Regions from separate parts of the Homo sapiens genome. Here region 1 is linked to region 2. A link is a contact called in ENCODE Hi-C or POLR2A ChIA-PET data. All regions are on one chromosome and are shown on one strand. Each heading gives the region's core, a stretch centred on a gene start or an enhancer-like site at or near the end of the contact. The rest is flanking DNA. Distances are from core to core; before and after follow the strand shown.

Evidence for each region. A loop is a pair of places that touch in the nucleus more often than their neighbours do. ChIA-PET counts read pairs that join two places held with the same protein, here RNA polymerase II (POLR2A). Pooled maps may share reads with other maps.
Region 1: a map of PC-9 shows a loop between it and region 2 (9-fold over the local background). The contact joins the enhancer-like site here to the promoter of SRGN in region 2. A Hi-C loop is called at or near these places in 1 of 168 maps with a recorded cell type or tissue (PC-9) and 2 of 50 pooled maps. POLR2A ChIA-PET finds 5 or more read pairs at or near these places in 1 of 52 experiments (activated CD4-positive, alpha-beta T cell).

What each region holds. Positions count from the first base shown.
Region 1 is chr10:69,638,272-69,645,065 of GRCh38, forward strand. No RefSeq gene overlaps it. Among named protein-coding and RNA genes, the nearest start is that of FAM241B, 11 kb to the left of the region's middle. Within about 2 kb of position 1,945, at least 2 of the 41 ENCODE cell types and tissues checked have a DNase peak (open chromatin) inside an H3K27ac peak, as active enhancers do.
Region 2 is chr10:69,085,537-69,093,075 of GRCh38, forward strand. SRGN (serglycin) reads left to right here and starts at 2,567. Exons shown (of 3, transcript NM_002727.4): 1 at 2,567-2,700. The coding sequence starts at 2,622. RefSeq lists enhancers at 881-1,050, 2,698-3,897 and a silencer at 4,596-4,775.

The sequences.
Region 1 (6,794 bases), core at 695-3,194, 550 kb after region 2:
ATACTTCCAGAATTTAGTTATGCAAATATGAGCAAACATGAATATACTATTTTTTCTTTTTTTATACAAATAATAGAAAAATTTGACACGTTTTTCTCTGCCTTTTGCATTTTTCACTTAGCAGTGTATCTTGGCACATTTTATATGAGTACATGAAGAGCATTTTCATCCTGCAGTATTTTGGTGTTTGAGTTGTCGACCCTGTCTTGGGCTCACCTGTACCATGGGGGATTGACTCAGTTGACCCTCAGGGCCTTGCAGCTCTGACCCTGAACCAACCCATGGGGTTTTTCCCTGAAATGTGGGGATCTTGACAGAACTGTCTCCCTTTCTCCAGGGCCCAAGGGGAGATATCACAACCTTATAGGGTTTCTCAGTCTCCTTTGCAGTTGGATAGGGTGCAATTTCTGCCCTCATCTGGCTCCTTGAAAAGGCGCAGTGGCCTCACCTGAACACTGCCTCCTGGGTCACACTGCACCCTGAGACGAGCTGAGAGGGACTCCCCACAACCTCTGACAGGCAGGGAGTGACCCCCGCCTGGCCTCCCTCATTCTGGAAAAACAAACAGGCTGGGCTAGACTTCCACGAAGGCCCCTTTCAGCTCTGAGACCGACACCTACCACAGAGGGCCTTGCCCTTAGTAGACGCTTGATGGACTTTGCTGCTGCCTGGCCTGGCATTGCCAACGTCATTGTCCAACACGTTGCTGTCCCCACTTCCTCTAACACCCCATTTTCTTTCTTTTTTAAAAAAAATTAACTTTTCAGTTCAGGGGTACATGTGCAGGTTTATTGTATAGGTAAACTTGTGTCATGGGGGTTTGTTGTACAGATTATTTCATCACCCGGGTATTCAGCCTAGTACCCACTCATTATTTTTCCTGATCCTCTCCCTCCTCTCATACTCCACCCTCTGAAAGGCCCCAATGTGTGTTGTTCCCTTTTATGTGTCCAGTAACACCCCATTTTCATGAACATCTGGATTAAGGAAGTTAAGAAAAGCCTTGAGGAGAGACCAAGACCCCAGCTTTCTTGCTCTGAACTGGGTAATGAACTCTCAATGCCCTTTTGCAGGGACCTGAGGGACCCCCACCACCTTGGTGTGTAGACTGGAAAGGTTGTGAAAGTTGTCTCATGGCGCCACCTGGTGGAATTTTTGGACAGGAGCAGGAACTCCCTCCTGCAAATATACTACAAATGGATTCATCTGCTCTCCTGCTCCCGGTTAGTGCTCACCTCAGCCAGCCCAGGCTTGGTATTACCTTGTATTTTGGAAAGGTTTCTGGTGGAGAGCATGCACAATTCCATTATAATTTCTCATTCACTGTGGTTTCGTCCTGGGTTGAGCCTAGTGCCGGGAACATTCATAAGTTTTGTTTCATTTCATCCTCTCCCAAGCAAAGAAAAATATATGTCCTTCCTTTTTCCCAGAGTAAAGGAATTTATATGTGGCCACAAAGTTGGCAGGCAGCAGATCTGGAGCCTGCCTCGCCAGCCTCCAGCAAACTGAATCTGGGAGCCCTAGGGAGGGTGGAAGGTGGCTGTGGAACCCCCAGGGAGAGGGTTTGTCGCCGGGGTCTAGTCTTGAACCAGACCTTCCAGTATTTGAGTTTTCAGCCTAGGAGACAGAGTGAGAAGTTTTAGACTTGGTGGCCCAGGGTTGCTGTGATCATGTTAGTGGAAGGGGCTTGCTTACTGTTTAAGGCTGCACTCTCTCTAGGTGGGGGTGGCTATGTCTAGCCCAGCCTTACCCAGTGCAGCACCCACCAACGCCTCACACTTGCCTGTCCTTACTCAGAGCCTGGCGCCAGGTGGTTCCCCTCAATGAACGTGATATTTGTGACATGGGGCCCATTGCCTAGCTCTTGTCTTTTTCACTGGAGGCAAGAAGCAGGCGAGTCAGACAGGCTCCCCATTTGGTAGCTTTGGGCAAGTTCCTTACTGTGCCTCATCTGTGAAATGGGGATGACGTGTCATCTAGGGCGGTGTTGAGCTGCAATTGGAAGACGTGTATGCAGTGCCTGGGGTGTAGCGGTGTGCCATGGATGAGGGTTTGTATCAGATCACCTCCTACAGGGCCCATTAGTGAAAATTGTCTGCCCTCAGTCAAGAAAATGTAAAATGCAATTTGCTTTCGAAATTCTGGGAGGAAAAAAAAATAGAAAAATTTCCCAATATGTCTGCTTACCAGTATCATGCAGTGAAGACATCTGCCTCTGAGGCATGGGCCTGTGTGAGCACGCTTGTCAGTCTATGAGGGGGTGTGTTTGTTTTTTCTTTTTTGCAGCTTTGAGCTCAGCTAATCCTGAGAAATCACTTTCTTCTGATGAAGTGGCTAAAATCTGGACGCTGTCAGCAAGGGAACATACAAGCCAACCACAAGTGCCTCCAACAGCGTGTTCCTTTTCCTGTGATAGTTGTTCTCAACCTAGCAACACCACCAGTTCATCTGGGCAGCTTTAAAACATGCAGCCTGGGTTCCAGTTCCAGAGCCATGAGCCAGCCTTCCTCCAGGTGGGAGCTGCCCTGTCCCCGGGGAGCAGGGTTTGTGGCTCCTTCCCTCTCACATGGCAGACTGAGTTTCTGAGGGCAGGGATCATGCTCAGCTCTTTTTTGTATTCCCAGTCCCAGACAGGGGCCCTGGCCCTTTGTCAAAACTTGGGGACTGCTCTGCAAACTGCATGAGAAGGCATGAGGCACTAGCCCAACTAAAGGGAGGAGGGGACCCCAAAAACAGAGCCCATTCTTCCTGCCTTGACTGGGTTGGATCCTGGTGACTTCTCTGTCACCTGTGTACTCAGGGACATTATTCTCAAGTTGTAAGTGCAGGTAGCTCTACCCCGCAGCACGTGTGGGATGAAGAAGGAAGGAAGAAAGAAAGGAGGGAGGCAGGGAGGGAGGGAGGAATGAAAGAACCTAGGTCAATAGTATAAATGTAGCTCTGAGCCGGGGGTCCCAAGGCTCCCTGTGACATCTGCCTGTATCCCAGCCTCTCTTTAAATGAAGAAGCAGCCTTCCTTGAAGACCCACCAGGTGGGAACTGCTGCCCACTCCAGAAGCCTGGGGAGGGTTTCTCTCAAGACTGTGGCATTCGCGCTTCTCTCTCCCTCCTCTGCTGCACTTGCTTTTCCTTGGAGTCAAGTGACAGGTCAGGCCCAGCCCAGGGTGCAGAGGGTGCAGTGACCCTGGGACACATGGATGTTGTGGGAGTGACTCATTGTGGCCTCACAGCTCAGGAAGGGGGTGCATGTGCTGTCTCCTTGCCTCTGCCTTATTCCAGGGGAGTTAGACTCTTGCCTTTTGCTCCCAAGCCCTTGAGAAACCAGGGCTGGATCTACTTGGGATCTAACTACCAGTGCCCTAGTTATGCAGGAGTTAGAAACTGAAATGCCCTCAGGGACCAGATAGGTGCCAGAGAACCGTGAGAAGCAGCTGGGTCCCAGGCACCAGGGAGGGGTGCGGTCTGTGGAGGACTGGGCGGGGCAGACCCCGCTAAAGGCTTCATCGCGCTGCACAGCACGTTGCGGGGTAAGGCTGCCACCACTGCAGCAGGGATATTGGTGCTCCTCCTGGCTCACAGCAGGCCCTGGGGTCTGTGTTCTGGCTCCTCCTCCCCCAGGAGCTGCGTGGTCTCAGGGAATTTAGCTGCTCTGCTAAGCCTCAGTTTTCTCTATAAATGGGGGAAATAATGCCCCCTCTTGGGGTTGACGTGCAGGAAAAGGGGAAGTTTTATATTCCTTATGTATTCCATAACATATTCTTGATATAGCACCTCTATTTGTTTTCTATGCCATGTCACAAGTCACCAAAAACTTAGCAGCTTAAAACAACACACATTTAGTATCTCACAGTTCCTGGGCATGGCTTAGCAGGTCCTCTGCAGAGCTGCCAACAGTGCCAGTCAGAGCTGGATTCTCATCTGGAGGCTCGACTGGGAAGGGTCCACTTCCAAGCTTCCTAGAAAGAATAAGCTGCGCTTTCTTGCAGGTATAGGACTCACTGCAACTTGTTTCTTCACAGCCAGCAACGGAGAGAGACTCCAAAGCTAGCTCTGGACATCCCCTCCCCTTTGCCGTGTTCTGTTGGTTGGAAGCCAGTCACAGGTCCCACTCACCAGGGGAGGGGATCACAGAAACGCATGAACACCAGGAGGCTGGGATCATGGGGTCACCTTAAGTCCATCAACCATAGCACCTGATAGCTTGATGGCCACGATTACAATTGATTGGGTGCCTACCATGTACCAGGCAGGGTGTAGAGGATTTCACACATATTATCCCATCTATTTAAGTTGTTGTATTGATAAACTTAAGACTCAGAGAGGCAGGGAACTTACCTGAACTCACTCAGCTGTTAAGTGGCAGGATTTAAACCCAGGTCCCTCTGCTCCCCATTTCTTGGGTCTTCCTTGGACATTACACTCAAGGCCACAGTCAGCATCAAGCTGTCCCTGAGGAGCCCTCCAACACCTTAAGGTACTTGTTTCAGAAGTCACTTATCTCCCTGGGTTCAAGTCCTTTAACTTGTTCAATCAGGCCCTGTCCTTGGCTGCTGAGTCTCTGTCTCACCTTCTTTCGGCTCCGTCCTCAGACGTCTCTAGAAATGGTTCAAGCTTCTTGTCCCTTGATTTGTCTGTCCAGTGATTCTTCTGTCTCCTCTCAACTCCTTCCTGCTTAATCAGCGAATTCCACAAATAGCCACTGAGACTCCCTTCTATAGGAAGGCCCTGTGCTGGGTGCTGCCCTCCATCTTCCCCCAAGGTTCTTACAGTCTAATGAAGAGGCGGTGTGTGCAACACTAACTCCACTTCAGCAGTTCAGTGAAAACAACACCATCTTTAGACAATATAAAAGTCATTTTCTCCCTGTAAGTTAGGAGTAGAGAATACAGAGGGGGCTTAGGTACCTTCACAAGGTTATCAGGAATGCAGGCCCCTCATCCAGCACCTGTGCCTCATCGTTCAAGATGGCTGCAAAGCTCCAGCCATCGTGCTGTCATTCCCATCAGCAGGAAGAAGAAAGAGGTGAAGACAAATCATCCGTGACCACCCAGACGAGGTCAGCTTCCTGGTCATATGCTCCCTTGGCGTCTTTGCTTCCTCATCACAATGCAGAGAAACTCATTCTTTGTGTCCTTGTTTGATGTTTATTCACGACTCTCCCTTGCCTCCCACCAGGTGAGAAGCTCCATGAAATCTGGCCTCGTGTCTGTCTTCTTTGTTGTTCTAGTCCTGCGGTCCACCGCAGTGCTTGGCATGTAGTAGGTGCTCAATAAGTAGTTACTGATGGAAGGAACACTCAAGATTGTACTTTAAACATGCTCTTAATATTGGGATGAGTCAGAGTTGGCCTGGCCCAAATCTGGAATCTTCTGAATTGGAGTCTGTGACGATGAGTGCTGCTAAGGGCTGTACATACATGACCTTGCTTAATCCTCAGCAGAACGCTGAGAGGAAGATTCTGCCATTTTCTTCAACTAGCAGATGAGAAGACATCATGAGATTGTGGAACTACTAACGGAAAGCTGTGATTTGAACTTGGCTCTCCAACTCAGAACCTCTATTCACTTACCTAGTGACTTTCCAGGACACCAGGGTGACCACAGTCCCCTCTAGACCCCCCTCCTGCAGCCCTGGCTGGCTCCCTTGATTGCCAGCAGGCAGCTCAGTAGCCGTGTGCTCAGTCACAGGTGCTGAGGAAGCATCGTACACTTGGCCCCTTGTCCTGAAGTGGGGCTTCACCTGCAGAAAATGGAGGAAGGGCAGGAGGTGCCAGCATCAACTGGGAGAATGCCAGTTCTCCAGTGCTCCTCCTCCTCTAGCCGATTTCTAGGAGCCTTGTGGTCCAGGGGTTCTTTCAGACTACAGAGGAGGGCAGGTGGGGCTGCCGTGGTCTAGGAGGAGGGCAGGGGCATGCCTTGCAGTGGGTGCTGTGTGTCCTGCGGCTTCCATTTCTGCCCGCTTCTTGGCGGGGCCTGCCTGATAAGGGGAAGGTGATAGGAAACTGATACCCGCCTGTGCTGGGCCCCCTTGAACCATGTGGGGCTTACAGAGCCCCCGGGCCATGGAGCGGTTCTGAGGGACACTGGAGGAGGGGTTCTAGCTTCTCCCCTCAGACTCCACAGAATACCCCAGGTAGGGACTAGATTCTGGCTGGAGTCAAGGCACTCAGACCTCTGCTGGGCAATTTGGCCCAAGCCTCTGTTGCACAGATGGGACACTGAAGGCCAGTGAGGCAACGGGCTTGCCAAGATCACACAGCCCATCAGTGTCAGAGCTGGTGCTGGTTCTCTAAACTGGATGCGCTCTGTGGCTTCTTTGACTGAACAGTTCATCTGGCCCACAGGCCATCCGAAGGGCGTTTGGTGGAGGGTCCTAGTTTGACGCCTGGCTTGAAGAGCGGATCCCTGGCTCTGCTGTGGAGGTCCTGCTGGGACCAGCCATTTCTGATCATGGCTGCCAGAAGGTGGCGCTAGGCACCCAGCTGCCACTTAATTTCCAGAAAAAGAGAATGGCAACCCGGGATCTGGGTGTAATTAGGGCAAGAGGCCAGCTTTGGAGCTCAGCTTCCAATCACCCTCCCGCCCGGGCATGCTTGTGCGTGGGCACCCAGGGGCAGGGGAGGGACTGGAGACCGCACATTGGGTTCCTCTGGTCCCAGACCCTTTGGAAGGTTGCAGTGTGGGCAGTGAATGGGCGCCCAGGTGTGCTCCATTTACTCATCTTGACTAGATGATAACCAGAGATGGAATAAAAGCAGCCAGGATGGGTGGGTGCCTCTCTCCAACAGCAAGACT
Region 2 (7,539 bases), core at 1,317-3,816:
GAAGAGGGCTAAATGAGACTGGAGGACTTCTTAGAAAAAGAGACTTGATTATCAGCGTAGTGGGAGAAGAGCAAATGCTTATGAATACTGCACCTGTGCTTTAAAAGTCACCATGAGCTGGGCGTTGTGGCTTACGTCTGTAATCCCAGCACTTTGGGAGGCCGAGACAGGTGGATCACTTGAGGTCAGGAGTTCGAGGGCAGCTTGGCCAACATGACAAAAACCCCATCTGTACTAAAAAAAAGAAAAGAAAAGAAAAGAAAAGAAAGAAAGAAAAAAAATTAGTCAAATGCGTTTGCTTGAACCCAGGAGGTGGAGGTACACCCTGGGCGACAGAGAGAGAGAGGTAAAAAACAACAACAACACCATGACCCAGAGAAAGAAAGAAAAAAAATGAAGTTCCCAAATGGAAAAAGCCCCTAAAATTACCATTTTAAAACACAGCCCTAATCAGCTCTGGGGATTTGCAGGAAACTCATCGAAGCTATTGATAGGAACTATTGTTTTGGTGCCAGGGTTTTCAATTGGGAGTTAGATTTAAAAGGACCAAAGATGACATCTGATATTTCAAACAGAAACCGACATTTCTCAGTGGAAAACTTTCCGGGCCAGTGCATTTTGGGGTTGGTTACTGTGCTTGGAGACGCCCCTGAGTTGGAGGACACACTTCTGGCTGATGTGAGGGGCTTCTGAGGAGGGCCAAAATGTACACTCTTTGTGTTCTTGCACCACGGCTATTAGACTGTGAGACTCTGTCCTTAGCAGGAAATGGTAAAGGAATCAGCAGGAAGCCTAAAACAAGGGAAGGGAAACTCCTCCCTCCTATCAAAGGCCAGGCAAGGGCGAGGATGAGAATGGAAAGTGGGGCACGTGCATTAAGCCGTCTGGGGGAGCGGTAGGGATAGACATGTTGAAATGGAGAGTGGTTGAATCTTGAAAGGAAGTAAGGAAAATGTATATGCCACAAGGGCAAGGATGTATGATAGGCTTGTATTTATTGTATAACTTTATTTTATTTTATTTTATTATTTTTAGTTTTTTGAAATAGAGTCTCTCTCTGTCACCCAGGCTGGAGTGCAATGGCACGATCTTGGCTCACTGCAACCTCTGCCTCCCGGGTTCAAGCGATTCTCCTACCCCAGCCTCCCGAGTAGCTGGGACTACAGGCACTCGCCACCACGCCCGGCTAATTTTTTGTATTTTTAGTGGAGACGGGGTTTCACGGTGTTAGCCAGGATGGTCTCGATCTCCTGACCTTGTGATCCACCCACCTCAGCCTCCCAAAGTGCTGGGATTACAGGTGTGGACCACAGCACCTGGCCTTTATTGTATAACTTTAATATGGAGCCTTAGTCCTCCAGAAATCTGCACCATGCCCAGGGAAAATGCTGTTCCTTTATTTACATGAGGCAGAGGTTTGTGTTGTTTGCTGAGGTCCAGCAGCTCACTGTGAGGACAACCTCTCCCTCGTTCCTGATTTCTGGCTTATTCAAGGCCAGAGGACCCAAAACTCGAGTTGAAAATTTTGACTAGGAGAACAGATAAAAATAGAAATGGAATCCATCTTAAGAAATGCTCAATGTGAAGGAGAGGGGAATGCAAAATAGTTTTTCTGTTTTACCACAGTCTTTGTAACTGAAAATCCTATGTTCTTGAGATAGAGAGAGAGCCAATGATCCAATGCAAGAAACTGAGTTTAAGAAGAAACTGTTTGCTGGGCACGGTGGCTCACGCCTGTAATCCCAGCACTTTGGGAGGCTGAGGCAGGCGGATGGCCTGAGGTTGGGAGTTTGAGGCCAGCCTGGCCAACATGGTGACACGTCGTCTCTACTAAAAATACAAAATTAGTCCAGCGCAGTGGTGTACGCCTGTAATCCCAGCTACTCAGGAGGCTGAGGCAGGAGAATTGCTTGAACCCTGGAGATGGAGGTTGCAGTGAGCTGAGATCGCGCCACTGCTCTCCAGCCTGGGTGACAGAGTGAGACTCCATCTCAAAAAAAAAAAAAAAAAAAAAAAAAAGAAGAAAAAGAAGAAGAAGAAACTGTTCATCTGAAATCCGACAACTCATTCTTGAAGGTTAGAGCTCAGCTTTGAAGTTTCACTTCACGAGCTTGGCTCAGTGAGGTATGTTACTCCCCGGTGAAAAAGAAAATGAAGAGAATGTTTTATGTTGAAAGTGCTTGGTGACGAAAAGGCAGCACCTAGATCCCTTATCTCATAAAAAATGCAGCAGATTCTTAATATTAGCAATCTAGTGTTTAGATTGTTACCTGAAGAAAGGAAAAACAAACTGTCCCAAATGCTGATTCTACTGTTTCGGTGGGAAAAAAAAATGTCTTGCAGGCAAGTGGCAAACAACAAAACTTTTGAAAAAGCAGGCCTGGGGGGAGTCCAGTACAGTTTCATAATGGGTATGAATAGTTATTTTACTGTGTTCCCCCCACCCCCTTTCTTTCTGGGTTTTGATGTGGATGTCTTTCTATTTGTTCAGGAAATTGTGACGTGTGTTCTGGGCAGGGTTTGAGGTTTTGGAACATTTTCTAAAAGGGACAGAGAGCACCCTGCTACATTTCCTAATCAAGAAGTTGGCGTGCAGCTGGGAGAGCTAGACTAAGTTGGTCATGATGCAGAAGCTACTCAAATGCAGTCGGCTTGTCCTGGCTCTTGCCCTCATCCTGGTTCTGGAATCCTCAGTTCAAGGTAAGACTCAGGAGTCTTGTTCCCCAGCCATCTTCTCTGTAAGCCCTGTGGTCCATGCAAGTCATTATATTCATTTTAAGGCATAGAATGTATAATATTGTGAGAAAGGAGGCAAAGAAGAAGGATTTGGGGTCGCTGAACCCTTTAATATGAGTTCTGTTAAGTTTGGTACCAAGAAAAATTAAACTCTGTGGCGTGTGCAGTCTTGTAAACTCTTACAATGATTGAAATGTGCTATTTTGGGATGAAAATGTGAGGTTTATAAATTTTAAAAGCTCAAAAAAGGAATCTAGAAAATGACTCCTGTGCCTGTTGCATGGAGGAGATGGCACCTTTGACTGTTGGGGGGTGTCTGCCTACCCCTAAGTGTCTACATCAGCCCCAAGTTTTAGTGCGCTGTGACGGTGTCATTGTTATTTTAACACTGGGAGACGTTATATTCCAATTGGGGTGAATCTGACTGTGTGTATTTTCTTTTCTTTTTTTTTTTTTTAAAGATAAACTTGGTTCTTACTGAAAACTCAATTATGGTTAGACATAGTTCATGTAAAACCTCTCAGATTTTAAAGAGAAGGCCAAATAATTTGGTATTTGTGCTCTTGCTCAGAGAAGCATCATATTCGGAAATATCTTCCTAGGTTTATCTACCATTTAGTGTTGTTTAGTCAGACTGAAACAACTTAAAACCTGTAATGACTAAGACAATGAAAATGATAGGCTTGTAAGAAAAATACAATTTGTTATTCTTTGGCAAATAAGGAATCATGTCTAAATAAGACGGAGGTCATGGCTTGATAGAGAGATGGCTGAACCTATAGTAGAAAAACACTAGGTTCCGCCAAATGGTAAGGGAAATGTTGAGTCACAATGACACACATGTCCTAGATTTGTTTCGTCAAAGCGACTTTTGGTTGTCATGATCTTACTTCCGGTGGAGATGAAATCTTACAGATGATCGCAGAGACATTCATTTTATGTTGGAAATTTATAAAATCATTTTCTTCTAGTTATGCTAATGCTGAAAAAAGAGCAAGTAATGTTTCTGGAACGTTATTAATTTATGTATTTTTAAAATATAAAACATTGTCAATTGTAGGGAACAGGCTTCACTGGGATCTTTTAGGGAATATCTTCAGCTTGATGAAATAATTCCCGAATAGCCAAGTGGTCTGACAAGATCGAGAGTAATGAGGCCCATACTTTAGTACAGTCTTGAATGGCCAGATGGTGCTGGGCATACCCCAACCAGAGATATGTAAGTCTTTATGTTGTCAAAATTTCCCAGAAACATGAATTTCCCACTAAGATTCATTAAGGAAAACTAGAATGAAAACAAAAACGTTCCTTGTATAATATTCATTAGAAAGAAATGAAGAAGGCCGGGCATGGTGGCTCACGCCTGTAATCCCAGCACTTTGAGAGGCCAAGGTAGGCAGATCATGAGGTCAGGAGTTTGAGACCAGCCTGGCCAACATAGTGAAATCCCGTCTCTACCAAAAATACAAAAAAATTAGCCGGGCATGGTGGCACACACCTGTCATCCCAGCTACTCAGGAGGCTGAGGCAGGAGAATTGCTTGAACCTGGGAGGTGGAGGTTGCAGTGAGCTGAGATTGCACCACTGTACTACAGCCTAGGTGACAGTGCAAGACTCTGTCAGAAAGAAAGAAAGAGAGAGAGAGAGAAAGAAAGGAAAGAAAGAAAGAGAAGGAAAGAAAATAATTCATCATGAAATTGTATAGAATACTAGCATTTATGTCATGACCTCGTAGGTTTAGCTCTTTGTTAGAAAAGGAAACCATAGAAAGAGACAAGGGAGAAACTGACAAACTAGGGTGTTTCCGAAAAAAGGCTCTCAGTATCGGGCTCAAGGGCTTGTGCCCACATCTGAGCATGCAGGGAAATAGATGTCCCCCACTGGCTGCACATGTGAGTGACTGCGGCACAAGGCTGTGATGTGAAGAGTCGTGACACCATTTCCTCACACCTCCACGCAATGCCAGATATGATTCGACAACATTCTTCCTGTCTTATAAAAAGTGTTTATCTAGCCCGTTGGTTTGGCAGATGAAATCAACTAGGCTTTTGGCTTGCTTTTACTGAGCATATTCAAAACCATTTCAGGTCACTATAGTGGTTTGCTCGGGTTGCCATAACAAAGTACCACGGACTGAGTGGCTTAAATAACAGAAATGTATTTCCTCACAGTTCTGGAGATGGGAGTCCAAGATCAAGGTGCTGGCAGGGTCGATCGCATTCTGAGGCCTCTCTCCTTGGCTTATAGATGGCGCCTTCTCCCTTGTCTGCACATGGCCTTTCCTCCATGCATCCGTGTCTTAATACCATCTTCTTAGAGGGTCACCAGGCATTGGATCAGGGCCACCCTAATGGCCTCATCTTAACTACCTATATCTGCAATGACCCTATTTCTGAACAATTTCACATTGTGAGATTCTGTGGGTTAGAACTGGAACATATGAATTTGGTGGTGGTATATTTTTATTATAAGTCAAACCCAAGTAAAGATGTGGGGTAAGATTGTGTTTACCAAGCACAAAGAAATGGAAATTTGGGGATGTGTAACTCTGGAGAGCACAGATGACTAATCTATTTAATGTAGGGCTCCAGGGGATTTGATGAGGCCTGTGAATCTTCCACTTTTATTGCCTCTCTTTTCCAATGACACCCATAAAGAAAAAAAATGGAATATCCATGAACAGGTGCAGCCAAGGAGGCCAGGCCCGCCATGTGTCCACTGTATACTGTCTCCTAGCTCACAGGAATGATACTGATCCACTCCTTGTGCTGCTCTTTGTAAAGTGATTTCACATCCATTCTCTGGTAATCATCATCACATTCCCTGTGATGAGGAATTAGCACCAATTATAGAGGAGAAAACTGGATCTGACATTTCTCATCTCATTTGCTCTATACATTAACCTCTTGCAAAAAATTTGTGAGTCTTGCCCAAGACCCATTACAACTAATTAACGGCTGAACTGGTCGTCTGATTTCAAGGCCAGAATTAACTTTCTACTGCAGCTCATGGATCAGAGGTTTTCTTTATTTAAACAAACAAACAAAAAATCCTTTGACCGTAGCCCTTGCTATAACGTTTCCCACTGAGTTGAGGGAGAAATTGAAAGTAAACTTAGGAGCTTTTTATAGCTTGTCAAACCATGCAAGAGTGGGGGAAGCTTATCCATCTTGTGGAATTGATAGACCAGGAGGAAGTAACTCCGGCTTAGATAATGCTACCATTTTGAATAAATCAAATGGTCTTCTTTTCCCCTTCATGGTAGTTGCTGCTTAAGTTTCTCTAACATGCCTGCAGTAAGTTTCCATTAAGAATAGGAAATTAGGCTCGGTACAGTGGCTCACGTCTGTAGTCTTAGCACTTTGGGAGACCGAGGAGTGTGGATCACTTGAGGTCAGGAGTTCAAGACCAGCCTGGCCAACATGGTGAAACCCCCATCTCTACTAAAAATACAAAAATTAGCCAGGCATAGTGGCATGCACCTGTAATCCCAGCTACTCGAGAGGCTGAGGCAGGAGAATCACTTGAACCAGGGAGATGGAGGTTGCAGTGAGCCAAGATCATGCCACTGCACTCCAGCCTGGGCGATAGACTGAGACTCTGTCTCAAAAAAAAAAAAAAAAAAAAAAAAAAAAAGAAAAAGAAAAGAAAAGAAAAAAAAAAGAAATTAGTATATTGTGATTATGTTGAGGGAAAAGTTAGTACCATAATATAAAAAGGTATGGACTATTGGAGAAAGTTGTTTGCTTTGGTAACATTTACTCATAGAAAGTATTTTGGTAAAGCAGGACTCAGGGTGGTGGGGGAGGTGGGCAGTGAGGGATAGGATTCAAATAAAAACCATTCTTTCCCTTGGAATCCACTACACAATTAACCAACAAATCCCATAAGTGGACCTTTTAGGAAGATAACATTTCTATCCATGAGCATAGCCACTATAATCACAAGACATTTATCTCAAGCAAGATAGAGTCAAGATACTCTCACAACCTCAGGGGCTGGAACTGTAAATTTTCACATCCTGCCAACACCCTTGAATAGCTATGTCAAGAATTTAGTGTCTGTAACTTGTTCTTTATTTTAAAGTACATTTAACATCATCGGCCCCAAATTAGATAGGCTTTTGGAGTGGGATCCCTTCTACTTTTGATTTCTTTATAAAATTTTAAAATAGCTTTGTTGAGATAGTGTTCACATACCATACAGTTCACCCATTAAAAGTGTTCAATTCAGTGATTAGGCCAGGTGTGGTGGCTCATGCCTGTAATCCCAGCATTTTGGGAGGCCAAGGCAAGTGGATCACTTGAGGTCAAGAGTTTGAGACTAGCCTGGCCAACATGGTGAGAACTTGTCTCTACTAAAAATACAAAAATTAACTGGGCATGGTGGTGTGCACCTGTAATTCCAGCTACTTGGGAGGCTGAGGCAGGAGAATCACTTGAACCTGGGAGGTGGAGGTTGCAGTGAGCTGAGATTGCACCACTGCACTCCAGCCTGGATGACGGAGCAAGACTCTGTCTCCAAAAAAAAAAAAAAAAAAGTGTTCAATGTTTTTTAGTATATTCACAGAGTCATGCAACCATCACTATAATTGCTTCTAGAACATTTTCATCATCCCCCAAAAGAAAGCCTTCGTTACGAATTTTAATTAGCTGAGATTCTGAACTCTGGGGGAATTTTGTATTCTAGAAATATTTTTTACTAATATGCTACAGTTGTATTTGTCATGCTGGTGAAAAGATGTGGTCTTTCACCTGGATGCTTTCTCATTAAGCATTATTTTTCTGTTTAGCTTCCTGTGTG